Regions from separate parts of the Homo sapiens genome. Here region 2 is linked to region 1. Evidence: chromatin loops called from intact Hi-C (ENCODE). Cell type or tissue: heart left ventricle. All regions are shown on one strand. Links, peaks and the distances in the headings refer to the core of each region. The heading gives the core; the rest is flanking DNA.

Region 1 (5,983 bases), core at 554-5,553:
TGTACCTCTGTTTTGTTTATTTCTTCTGCTTAAATGTCCTTCTCCTGCAATTTGATTTTTTAACTTGTCCTTCAAGATCCAGCTCAGGCTTCCCTTTTCTTGCAGTCTTTTGTAACCTCATTTCTCCCTTACCTTGGCTTGTACCCCTCTTCTGTGTTCCCATTGCACACTGTACAAACAGCCCTTCCCAGCCTCTGCCACACAGAAGTGCATCTCTAAGCTCTATACAGCCTTTGCAGAACTCTGGTATCTCATGGACAAAAATCATATTTGTTTTTGCTCCATTATATGATCAGAAAAAAAATGCATCACAGCTGAACACAGCATACATGTCCCAAAATACTGTTGAAAGAATTCTGTTTTTAAAAATCTTTCAAAAGTGATATTTGGATAGTAATAGAGATGCCCTCACTCAATATTAAAGCTTGCCATAATCATTTACAGAATAGAACTAAGTGAAAAAAGGAATGTAATTAGTAATGTCCTTTTACAGTGAGGCTGTTATGATCTTTCTGATAATACCAAGTGAGAGATCTCTCCTCTCTAGCTGCTGATTGAAGAAAGTTACATAAAATGCTTAAAGATGAGATTTTAAAAAATTTGAATTCAATGATGACTTGAAAAGCCTTCAACCAACTGATTAATTCATAAGGAAAGCAAATTTAAAGAAAACAGTGTTCAACAATATTTATGAAATATTATATACGCATACATATATACACATATATATACAAATATATACACACACATATACAAATGGGTTAGTTTTTTTAATCCTTATTTAGTGTTTTTTAGTGTTTTTCTCTACCTTATATATTATTTTTATTAAAATATTAGAAACCAAAATAAACATGTAGAATCTAATGTAAAAGCAAAGCTTGGCCATTTCATTTAGATCGGAGCAGCTCTTGCTGAATATAAAGCCCTCGAGATCCTAAAGCAATGTCCAAGTAAATGAACAGAGGAAATAAAGCCATTGACAGCTCTACAAAGAGGCAGTACGAATGACTTCAGGATTCATGCTATTTGTATCCCCTGATAACCCTGTCATCTAAGTCACAGTGCTTGCTAGGCACTGGCAAGGCAGATGGAAAAGTATTAAGTACAGGGTGAGATATTTACATTCAGTAGACTGTTACTAGGTGACGAAGACTGGCAGCAGCTTGTTCTAAAAAATTAATTTCACATATACAACTCTTGAGGGATAGCTTAATTATGCTTTGTAAGAAAATTTACAGTGATAAATATCTCCAGGTAGCTCAAATGGGCAAATAATATTGGGAAAGGAGAAAAATCCATCTATTTCCACACAATATCTATCAGAAAGATCCTAACAACCTCACTGTAAATGGACATCATTAATTACATTCCCTCTTTTCACTTCATTCTCTTCTGTGAATGATTATGGCAAACTTTAATATTGAGTGTGGACATCTCTATTACCATCCAAATATGCCTTTTAAAAGATTTTTTAAAATAGAATTCTTTCAACACTATTTTGGGACATGTATGCTATGTTCAGTTATGATGCATTTTTTTCTGGTGAATATGTATTCACTTACCTCTTCTTTCCCTTTGAGTCAGACTACAATTCCCTACTCCTCTTTGGAATTAGCCATGTGACTGGTTTTGGCTAAAGGAATGTGAGTAGGAAGTTATCTGAGCAGAGTCTTTAAAATGTGTTTGAACATTTCGGTTTGCCCCTTGGCTTCTGCCATTTCTATGGGTTTGTGCTTCAAATAACTGCTGATCCTAAAATGATATGTAGCAGATCTGAACCTAACCTTCAGTCTGGAGCCAAAGCCAACTGGACCACAGACTGAAGCAGTTTATCAGCCAGCCCCAGCCAAGATTAGCAAAACCTTAGCTGGGCTGCAGACCTATAGGTGTGAGAATGAATGCTCATCTTTGTAAGCCATTTAGTTAGTTACACAGCATTATTTTTATAATAGCTAAATTAATTATACTGTAACAAAACAAATGAACAAGGGCAACGATAACAATAAAAATGAATATTTTAACATTATCTCATTATTTCTAGCTCTTATTTTTGTCTCTCATTTTACTCTCACGACATACTTCTCCATGATTTCCAAATATAGTATTGAACAGTTAGATAGCTTATCAATATATTATGTTCATTCACAAAAAAGACTACATTTTAAAAAAGGTCACATGTTGAAAGAAGATATTTGTTACCCATATAGCTAACAATAGAATACTAAGTGGAATACATTAAGAATTTCTACAAAACAAATAAGAAACACAAAATCTATTCAAGAGAAAATGGGCAAAAGATGTGACCATGTGATGCACACACAGGGGAACATATGTAATCAACACATATAAACATGTTCAATCTCATTAGAAATCTGTAAAATAAAAGATTAAACCATTAGATTAGTAAAACTGAAACCATCAGACAGACCACGTGTTGATGACAGTATAGAATAATGAAACTTCTCATGCTTTCCTGATAGGACATAGCTATGGAGAACAATCTAGCAATCTCTAGAAATACAAATACACACAGCTTAGGATCTAAGAATTCTACTGCTGGAGTGTAGGGCATCTCTTGCATGTGTAAACATGGAGGCATGTTCTGCATTACATAGACACATATTTGGAGAAAACTTAGATGTCAAACAAGAAGCAAAATAAGAAATCGTGGCACTCATACAGTGCAATAGAACAGTATGCCAAATTAAAGAACTAGAGCTGTGCATTTCAGCCCAAATGAAGTTCATAAAAATCTGTGAGCAATTAAAAATATGTTTTCATTTAATCTGAGGTAATTTCCAGATTTTCTGATCCTGGGAAAGGATTACAAAAAGGCTTCTTCACTTTTCTCACAACTAGGCTTGCAATTTGGCTTTGTCAGTCATGATAAAATCTGGAACAATACTTCTTTTAATTGCCTCCTTTAACTTCTAAGGATGTAAGATAGATGGGTGACATATGATATCAGATGGACTGTTTTTAATGAAAAGAATTGACATTTAAAATCATTCAATACAATTGGAATCTCTCATTACGCCTACATTTTCAACCTATAGTAGTTTTCTATTGTGCACCATCTAGGTAAATGCCTACAATTACATACTGCTGTTTTTCTTGTCTTTTGTGCTGAACCATGGGCGTCATTCAACTTAAGCAGGACATGGCCTTTCAGCCCTGATGCTTCTCCTCATAGTCCCATAGATAGCTCTCACAGTAACTCTATTGTAAAGTAAAATGTGCTTTTCTTCTTACTTGTGTGCTGCTTATCAGTACCTGAGCATTGGAGGCAGTTTCTCTCTCCTCTGGTTCTCACTCACCATCAGTTCCCACGTGATTCCCTGTTCCCCATTCTAGCTATCCTGCACATTCTTCTCCCTCATTATCTTGCCTTCAGTTTAAACTTACAGGCTGTTGGTGTCCGGACAAACACATTCTTTCCTGACATTGAGAGGTACAACCCGTCTCTATGCAAGATGTGATCTTTATGTAGTCTTGGCCACAATTCTAAGCCACAGTGCTAGGCACTGGTGAGGCAGATGGAAAAGTATTAAGTAAAAAATGAGATATTTACATTCAGTAGACTGTTACCAGGTGACCAAGACTGGTAGCAGCTTGTTCTAAATAATTAATTTCACATATACAACTCTTGAGGGATACTTTAATTATGCTTTGTAGAAAATTTACAGTGATAAATATCTCCAGGTAGCTCAAATGGGCAAATAATATTATACAGAGTAACCCTTTGCTCTTCCAAAGGCTTCTATCATTAGTGATAACAAATGTTGAGAAGAGCACTGGTGCTACCTGTTCTGAAGATAATTCTCTACTTATTTCAAAAGTATCACCCATTTTTGTATAAAAGAGCAAAAGAATATAGCTATCAATAGTTGGGATAAATCTTGTTAGCCTCCACAGTACACGCCAGGATCATTACCCGGGACAACAGCCCATTTTCCGGCTAGGCCTGTACTATGTACAGCCACGTTTGTATATGCCATGTTGATGAGAACTCCAAGGCATAATTTTATGGCTGCCACTTTAAGGAAGAGAGGAAAGTAGGTAAGGACAGTGGCTTTCAGGAGTAAAGCAATTTTCTGACAGTTTTTGATCAAAGTATTATCACTGTCTAAGATTTTTTTTTTTTTTTGCCTCCACTAGAAATACATACGTTTAAGATGATAGATGCCAAACAGAATACTGTGATGAGAGGGTCAGGGAAAGATCTCACCTAGCAAGAATGTGTGATTAATTTCCCTTCTGAATTTATGAGACAGGGCAGTCAAGGCCATTCTAAAATAGCAACAGGGTGATTAGAAGGTGACTGAGTAAACAATGTAATAACTCTGAGTGGAATTTAATCTCTTCATATGTTCTGCTAAAAACTCCAGTTTTTGAAAGAATACAATGAACCCAGAAGGGGTACTATTGCCATTAATGCTACCACAAGGAAGGAAGAGTGAAAGGAGGCAACCCGGTCCTAAAACACTGATATTTGTTCCATTCATTCGCTATATGTACCTTCAATTGCTAATATGTATGCAGTTTTCCAGGCACTTTGGGATGCGAAGTCAAAAAGGTGATTTCCTTATTTACAAAACTATAGTATGTTTAATGAAGTGTAAAAGATCTGCTAATGCATTTTGTTCTTTTTTTCCGAAGACTTTAAAATACGAATTATTACTATTTATTGAATATGTATTATGTGTCTAGGACTTTACATAGGTAATTTTATTTTTATAAATATATAGTATCATTAACAGGTGATTATTGACTCTGTATATTTTAAAGATTTGAGAAAATAAGACTCAGGTTAAATAACTTGTTCAACGTCCCCTAATTAGTCAGTGCTAGTGCTGGAATTTGGATGTGTGTGAATTGCAAAGTTTGTTTTGCTAAGCAAAGTCCAGGGGCTGTCTGTAAAGAGGGGTCTAGGAGTCTATTATAGGTATACACTGACATTATATAGAACTCAACTTGCGATCAAATATGTCAGCCAACATAAAGGAAACACGTATTACTAAGGTTGATTCTTAAAAGCAACATGGCCTGGGCTTAGGGGCTATACATTCAGGAGAAGTGGCATCTATGTGGTTTATGAACCAAAACAGTATCCTTCAAAGTAAGAATGAATATGTATGTATATGGTCTGCACTGTAGAATGAAGTAGTTCTTTCTGATGGAGCTGGGGATGTGGCCAGAAGGGGATGCATGTGCAACTTTGCATTTGCGACTAACCCCTAGGGGGCGCCGAGTCTACAGAGCTAGGAGAGAAGTTTGTGCTAAGTTCCACGGGATAAACTGATACGCTTCCTGGCTGGGTGTGAAGGAGCGCCTCTTTTCTTGCACATATCCCTACTGTAAATGTATCCCAAATGTTTGATCCTAAATCATACTTCATATCAGCCGCTGTTTATATTATGTTCCAAGCCTCCCCCTGCTGGTTGCCTGAGTGACATTTTTGAATAGAATATGACAGAGCTTGGGTAGAAGGTGAAGGACAACGCTGGCATGCTGATGTAGCCCATGCGTGCTGTTCTGATAATACGGTATCCTTAAATATAGTTATTGTCTCTCCTTCAGGAATAACTACATCTGCAATAACTAGCTCCTGGATAAAGTCATATGAATGAGAGAATTGACTGTCCTACTGAATATAACTGAATCTCAGAATAAAACCCTGCTTTTTTATTGCTTACACGTGTCCATTTGTTAACATTGCATTTGGATAAAACAATGGTTCTAAACCAATTAAATTTAGTGAAAGAGAGGAAGCTTCAATGAATGGAGCTCTTTCTTTTCCTGCCCAGATATACTACCTAGAGAGAGCTTGAAAACAAAGAGAATGTTTATCAACATAGCCAGGTAATATTTCAAATTAGATGTCAGAGAGAAGTTTTCACTTTTCATGAGGAGCTACATGTGTTAGTTAAAGCTTAAAACTCTTCAAATGTAAATCACATTGATGGGAATTTAATTTATTGTG
Region 2 (5,983 bases), core at 443-5,442, 110 kb before region 1:
AGGGTTAGAATGTTCACTAAATCCTGTTATGAGAATTACTTAGAGTTTAAATTAGGTTATCAAGATCATATCTCATTTTTTTGATTCTTCTTTTGTATGTGATTATTTTATTCTCAGTTTACCCCGTATAATCACAAACATGACCATGGGCAACTTCAGGCAGAGAAAAGGACATATTCCCCCTCGGGCTGTACAGAAGTACCTGGTTGATTTTCACTGGACTGAAGGCAGATACCCATTCGTGGATAAATTCATTGACTCTGTCCAAGTCCAGGTTACTTATGTACAATAAAGGTCCCTATGCTACTATCCAAGGAAGGTTGACTTACTCCCCAATGGAAAATCAGGATGCTGTTAACAGAGGAAGAGGGAATTAGTTTGATACAGGTAAGGAACAACCGATATCTGCAAGAGTTAGTAATTTAAAAACAAACACAAGCTAACAAATAATTAAATTTACGGATGCATCTAAGGGCAAATTGAAAAAAATCAAATCATAAGAAATATGAAATGAGATAAATATAAATATTTGTTAAATTTCCAAGGAGAGAGGAATTGTTCTGAGCTTAATATTGATGGAGCAATCTATGAAGTAAAGATGAATACATAGAAATGCAAACTGATTTTTCTATATTCAAAATAAATACAGCCACATTCTCTAAAATTTGTCATTTTTTTCAGATTTTGATATTTTTGCTATATAAAAATTTTTATTTTTATTTAACCAAACATGTAGGTTTCTATCTTTTTTCTCACTGATTTTTATACTGAAAAAGTCTATCTCTCACTCATAGCCCCAATTAAATATTAACAACAAATTTTTGCAATAAAATATGAAACAACATAAACAGAAGCATAGAGGGTGAGCTAAAGTGTAATAGATAAGCATGATATAATATTATTTATCCATTGCTAACATTCTATATGTAAAGTAAATAATACTTTGCATAGTGAAAATCTAGAAATAAAAATAAAGGAAGAAAAGGGGTATTGAGAAAGTAAAACTTGAATAAAAATTAAAGTAGGTGAAGGAGCAAAGCATGAGAATGGGTAGAGGAAGAGCCATGGCAGAGGAAACTGCAAGTGAGTTACTTGCAAGCCTGACACATTTGAAGACAGTGTAATAAAGCAAAGTGAGAAACCAGTTTTAAAAATTTAGTAAAAAGAATAATGAATATATTTGTGCACATACACTCTCAATCATGTATAAATATGTATAGAAAACTCCTAGTTGGAAAACTAGAAAATGATAAAAGTAGTACTAAGGATGATTTTGTTCAATTTTTGCTTTTCTGTCATTTCAATTTTTTACAAAAAACATATTTTCCTTTTACACGAGTTTTCCTTTTAAAACTCATTGAACAGGTACAGATTTAGCAACTGAAAGAATTGCACAATTTAAAACCATGAAATGAAACCACATACCTGATATTAATTACCAAATTTCCAATGTAAAAGCATGCCGAGTTCTTAGTCTTGTACAAAAACTGATGAATACAGATTCTCATCAACAAAATGTTTTTCATTCTCTTCCCAGAATTGCTCAGCTAACAAATAACCAGACAAGCAACTTACTGTCTTATGGTGAGAACATCAGCCTTGTGCTTAATTTAAGTTATGACTTCATAGCAACTTGCCAAATGTGAGATAATATCTTCTCATTCCTATTAGTTCAGTGAAATATCTATAAAGGCACATTTGAACCCTTAGAAGATGGCAAGGCTCAGTCCCTGAAATGGGATTATAGTTCCTTCTTTGCCAGAGAGTTGACGGACGGGTATCAATCCCATACCTCCAGAGCACAGAATGTGTGCACAGCAATTACACAGGGACAAATGTGTTTAAAGAGCACACTCTGGTTCTGCCAGCTAGATCAATAAGTGACAACCGAGAGTTGGAATTATCAAGACATGGTGGGTCTGGAAATTGCTTTTAACCTTTGCCTTCATTTATTACTGCCAACTCCTTAGAGGAAACATTTAAAATATGAGTGACCAAATGGCACTATGACATTCTAAGTGGGCTACTATGTATGTAGATGGGTTACCGGAATTGTCGGGTCTTAAGCTGAGTCTCTTTCTCTTCACATATCATCTCCAGCACATCCCGAAGAACATAGGTGGAAAATGTGTGGTCTGAGTTGTTTTTTCACATGCTGGATGCCTTCAGGTAGCCAGAGACATGTCCACAGAGAGAACAGCACATGCTAAGTATTTTGAAAGGGCGATAAAATGCTTAGTATTCAGTTTGCTTTTAGTTTGTACTGAGCAAGGATTAATCTGAGCTGGTGCCTTTGCCCTCAGCTGAACTCAACCTGGAATTATATCACCCTCACAGGTTCCTGTGATCCAGCCAAATGTTTATTTGCATAAATATAGCCAATAATTGCTTCTTTCAGTTCTGTTTATTCCTCGTTACCATTGGTGATGTATTCATTGTTTCTTTTGGCTCTGGGAATCAGTTAGGGTAACATTAGCTGCCATAACCACCAGTGATTAACACCAAAAAAGCTTATAGTGCGATAGTTCCAGTTTACAGTGCAATATAGACATACCTAGCCACTAGGTGAATTTCTTCCACATAATCATTTAGGGATTCAGGCTTCTGCTAACTTGATGTTCTGTCATCTGCTAGAGCCCCCAGAGTCCCCTGCATCAAACCCGTGAGAGGAAACCAGAATGAAAATGCTCCAACTGATTCTTATACACTGTACGTTGAAACCATGTCCTTTCTAGTCTGATTTCATAGGCAAAAAGTAGTCATATGCCCATATGGCATATTGTTGCAGTGGGACTGGGAAATAGAGTTTCTTGCTAAGCAGTTTGTCACTTAAGAGTTTCTGGAAGATGGAATGTGAATTTTTAGGTGAACAGCTAGTTACCTCTGCCAGAGTGACTCTGATTGGGTTCTTGTTAATCTTTAGCAATCTCTAAAAATGGTGTGTCAAAGTGCCAATCCTTTCCCTTCTGGGATCAGAACTTTGTTAGGGTAAAGTTTGGAGGGAGAAAAATGACTGCTGACTTTCTTCCAACCATCTCAAGTCCCAGAGCATAGGGTGGTAGACATGTCCTTCACCTGCCCACACAGTTGGGGAAGGACCTATTGCTGGCTCCCTTAGGCAACATCTAGAGATAATAAACTCTTCACTGTTGGTAGCCTTTCCCAGCATTTTCCTCAATAAATATTTCTTATTAGTAATAATCTTAAAATCTTGAGCTGAGGCAGCCTCATATACTAGAAAGAGCATGGGCTTTGAGAATAAGCAAGGGCAATAATAACAACCTGCTTTTGAATTCCTGTTCTTGTTTACTAGTATATGCCCTTGGGTGATGAAATGAAACTGAGTCTGGAATTCTCCATCTTCAAATTGGCAGTACATCTGGTCTCTCATTGAGCCTGACACATTTTTGGCACTATGTAAACCATGTCTATTTTCCCTCGCAGATAACAGTTAACAACAAATTGTTCAGAAGTAGAGCATTAGAGAGGTAAACTTTCAAGATGTTCTTCTAGTAATTAATATACCTAAAGCCAGTAAGCTATAAGGCTCATCATAATCTCAAGAGAAATATTGATTCTTCGGTATTTTTTTAAAAGGAGAAAAATACTTTTAAGGTCCACTATAGTACTCTTTAGTTTTTCTGGTAAATTAATTTGAAGGCTGAAGAGATGGAGGAATCATAAACCAGGATGAATGTAAATGTTCTCCAGTCATCCTTTGGAGGAGTAAGAGTGACGCTGGAGCCTTGTTTTGTCATGGCTGGCAACATGTCCCCCTTCGGCAGGGCAACAGCTATCATTTGTACTTTTCTGTGAGGTAACATTCAATTGTTCATTACCATTTATTTCTTCCCAGTCCAGAAGTATGGAATGAGTTGTTTCTAGGCAATCTGCTTCCATTCATCCTCCTTAATCATGAGAAGACAGTATTGAGACAATTACTTTATTCTATTCTTAAGCACTGTGTGCTATTTCATGCCAAGCATTGTGCTTGCAATTGTAAATAAGACATCTCTGTATTTTTGAACTGCTTATTGCACAACTCTATTTGGATGTCCCTTGCATTCAACAGGTCCAAAAGTGAACTCCATATCAAGTGGGAGATTTAACCAATAAGGCTCAAACATAAGCCTCATAAGCACAGGTTTCCTCCAATGTCATGGAAGTAATGTAGCAATATGTTCATAGTCACATGGTTTAAATAAGGTGGGCAAATTGCATAAGCTTCATGCTCCACAAAACCTAGCTTCCTCTTTGTTCTTACCAAGTCTGGCCCTCTCCCAGTATTCTCTCCTCAGAGTGCATGGAACTACCATGCATTCAGTTGCTATAGCCAGACACCTTGGAAGACACCTTTTCTTCACTACTCTCTTTTCTTCACTCCCGTCAGACAAATCAACTATTTGATTTGTTCATCATCAACAATGCCACTCTTAACTCCTAAATTCAAGCAGGTCTATTTCTCAATATTCTCAGTAAAAGTATCCTATTCAGACTTTCATTTTCTCACCCACATTAACACAATAGGTCCTTAAGTAGTCCTGGTAGACTGATATGTGAGAAGTACTACTATAAAGTACATTGCCAAGCAGATAAAGAAATTCTTGAGAAATATTAGCAATTATGAATGTACTGAAGCAATTGGAAATTTATTCAACAACATGAGCAAATATACTTGGACATAATAAATTAAAAATCAAGTTTCCAAAGAATGTATATAGAATTTTCCTCATTTCCTGTTTAAAAAAATTTACCCCCTCCCCACTCTTTCTTATTCACCAAAATTGTAGCAGGGTTTAGATTTGGCTTATAGGATTATTAATGATGTTTTTCTTTAGTGTTAGTTTCTATTTTCTACAATGAGTATATATTACTTTTGTAAGTAGACAAGAAAAAGATAGCAAATGCATAGTCCAGAGTGTCTACAATGAAGTCTGCTTATTCATTTCAGGTTTAGTAAATAATATATTATAATCTGGTACACTTGCAAAAGGCCATGGGCTTCTCAGAGACTGGAGGTTCCCAGACATGGAGAAGTAAGCAATGAGAATGCTGACAGGAAAGGTACATTTTGGAAGATACAGCACAGCATTTTGTGCTATGAGAAAGATGGTCCCTGAGATCCCTGTGGCTCTAGTTCCTCACAGAGGAACAGCATCAGCGTATTACAGGCTTCTTGACCCTTTTTCAGATATTTTTATCATTTATATCAGACAGACCTGCTTTCAAATTAGTAACACTTATAGTTCATTTAATTTCTCTGCACCTCCTATAACTCAGCCATAAAATGGAGATAATGAAAGTAGCTATTAACATAAGTTGATTTTGAGTATAGTACCTGCTATGTAGTAAACATGCCACAAATGTTATTAGTTATTAATATTCTTCTCCTTCCTGTTGTAAGAGGAAAATTATTTGCTTCCTTCACCTTTCTGAATTGGACAAAAGAAAACATGAGATTAAATTGTCTTAGTAAATATGACACTACATTATAAAATTGGATATAATATTATTTGTTTAAGAAATAAACACTCTGTAGCCGGGTGCGGTGGCTCATGCCTGTAATCCCAGCACTTTGGGAGGCCGAAGTGGGCCGATCATGAGGTCAGGAGATCGAGACCATCCTGGCTAACACGGTGAAACCCCATCTCTACTAAAAATACAAAAAATTAGCCGGGCATGGTGGTGGGCGCCTGTAGTCCCAGCTACTCGGGAGGCTGAGGCAGGAGAATGGTGTGAACCCAGGAGGTGGAGCTTGCAGTGAGCCGAGATAGCACCACTGCACTCCAGCCTGGGTGACAAAGTGAGACTCCGTCTCAAAAAAAAAGAAATAAACACTCTGTGACTAGCAATCATTCTCCCCCTTCCCCCACACAAACAACCTATCCTACTTGGTAAGACAATATTTATTTTCTGTACAGAATGAATTAACGACCTGTAGTGTTAATGTCATATCTTAAATTTACATTTAATTAATTAAATT

The links. Hi-C counts contacts between places; a loop is a spot of excess contacts. Peaks named below come from ENCODE experiments on the same cell type or tissue, not always from the same donor. Only the 100,000 strongest peaks of a DNase experiment are listed, where the experiment ranks them.
Region 2: it touches region 1 in a loop (7-fold over the local background); 9 of 110 quality-filtered maps call a loop at or near these places.

What each region holds. Positions count from the first base shown.
Region 1 is chr18:1,663,563-1,669,545 of GRCh38, reverse strand. No RefSeq gene overlaps it. Among named protein-coding and RNA genes, the nearest start is that of LINC00470, 310 kb to the right of the region's middle. RefSeq lists a silencer at 5,184-5,478. In heart left ventricle, for the core only: a CTCF peak has its summit at 5,282 (motif pointing right); a DNase peak (open chromatin) is centred at 5,245; H3K27ac peaks cover 444 bases.
Region 2 is chr18:1,776,082-1,782,064 of GRCh38, reverse strand. It overlaps LOC105371959 (a long non-coding RNA gene), which reads right to left and starts at 2,543. Exons shown (of 3, transcript XR_935093.3): 1 at 2,048-2,543; 2 at 1,426-1,547; 3 at 1-351. In heart left ventricle, for the core only: no CTCF peak of the experiment used is centred there; no DNase peak of the experiment used is centred there; H3K27ac peaks cover 295 bases.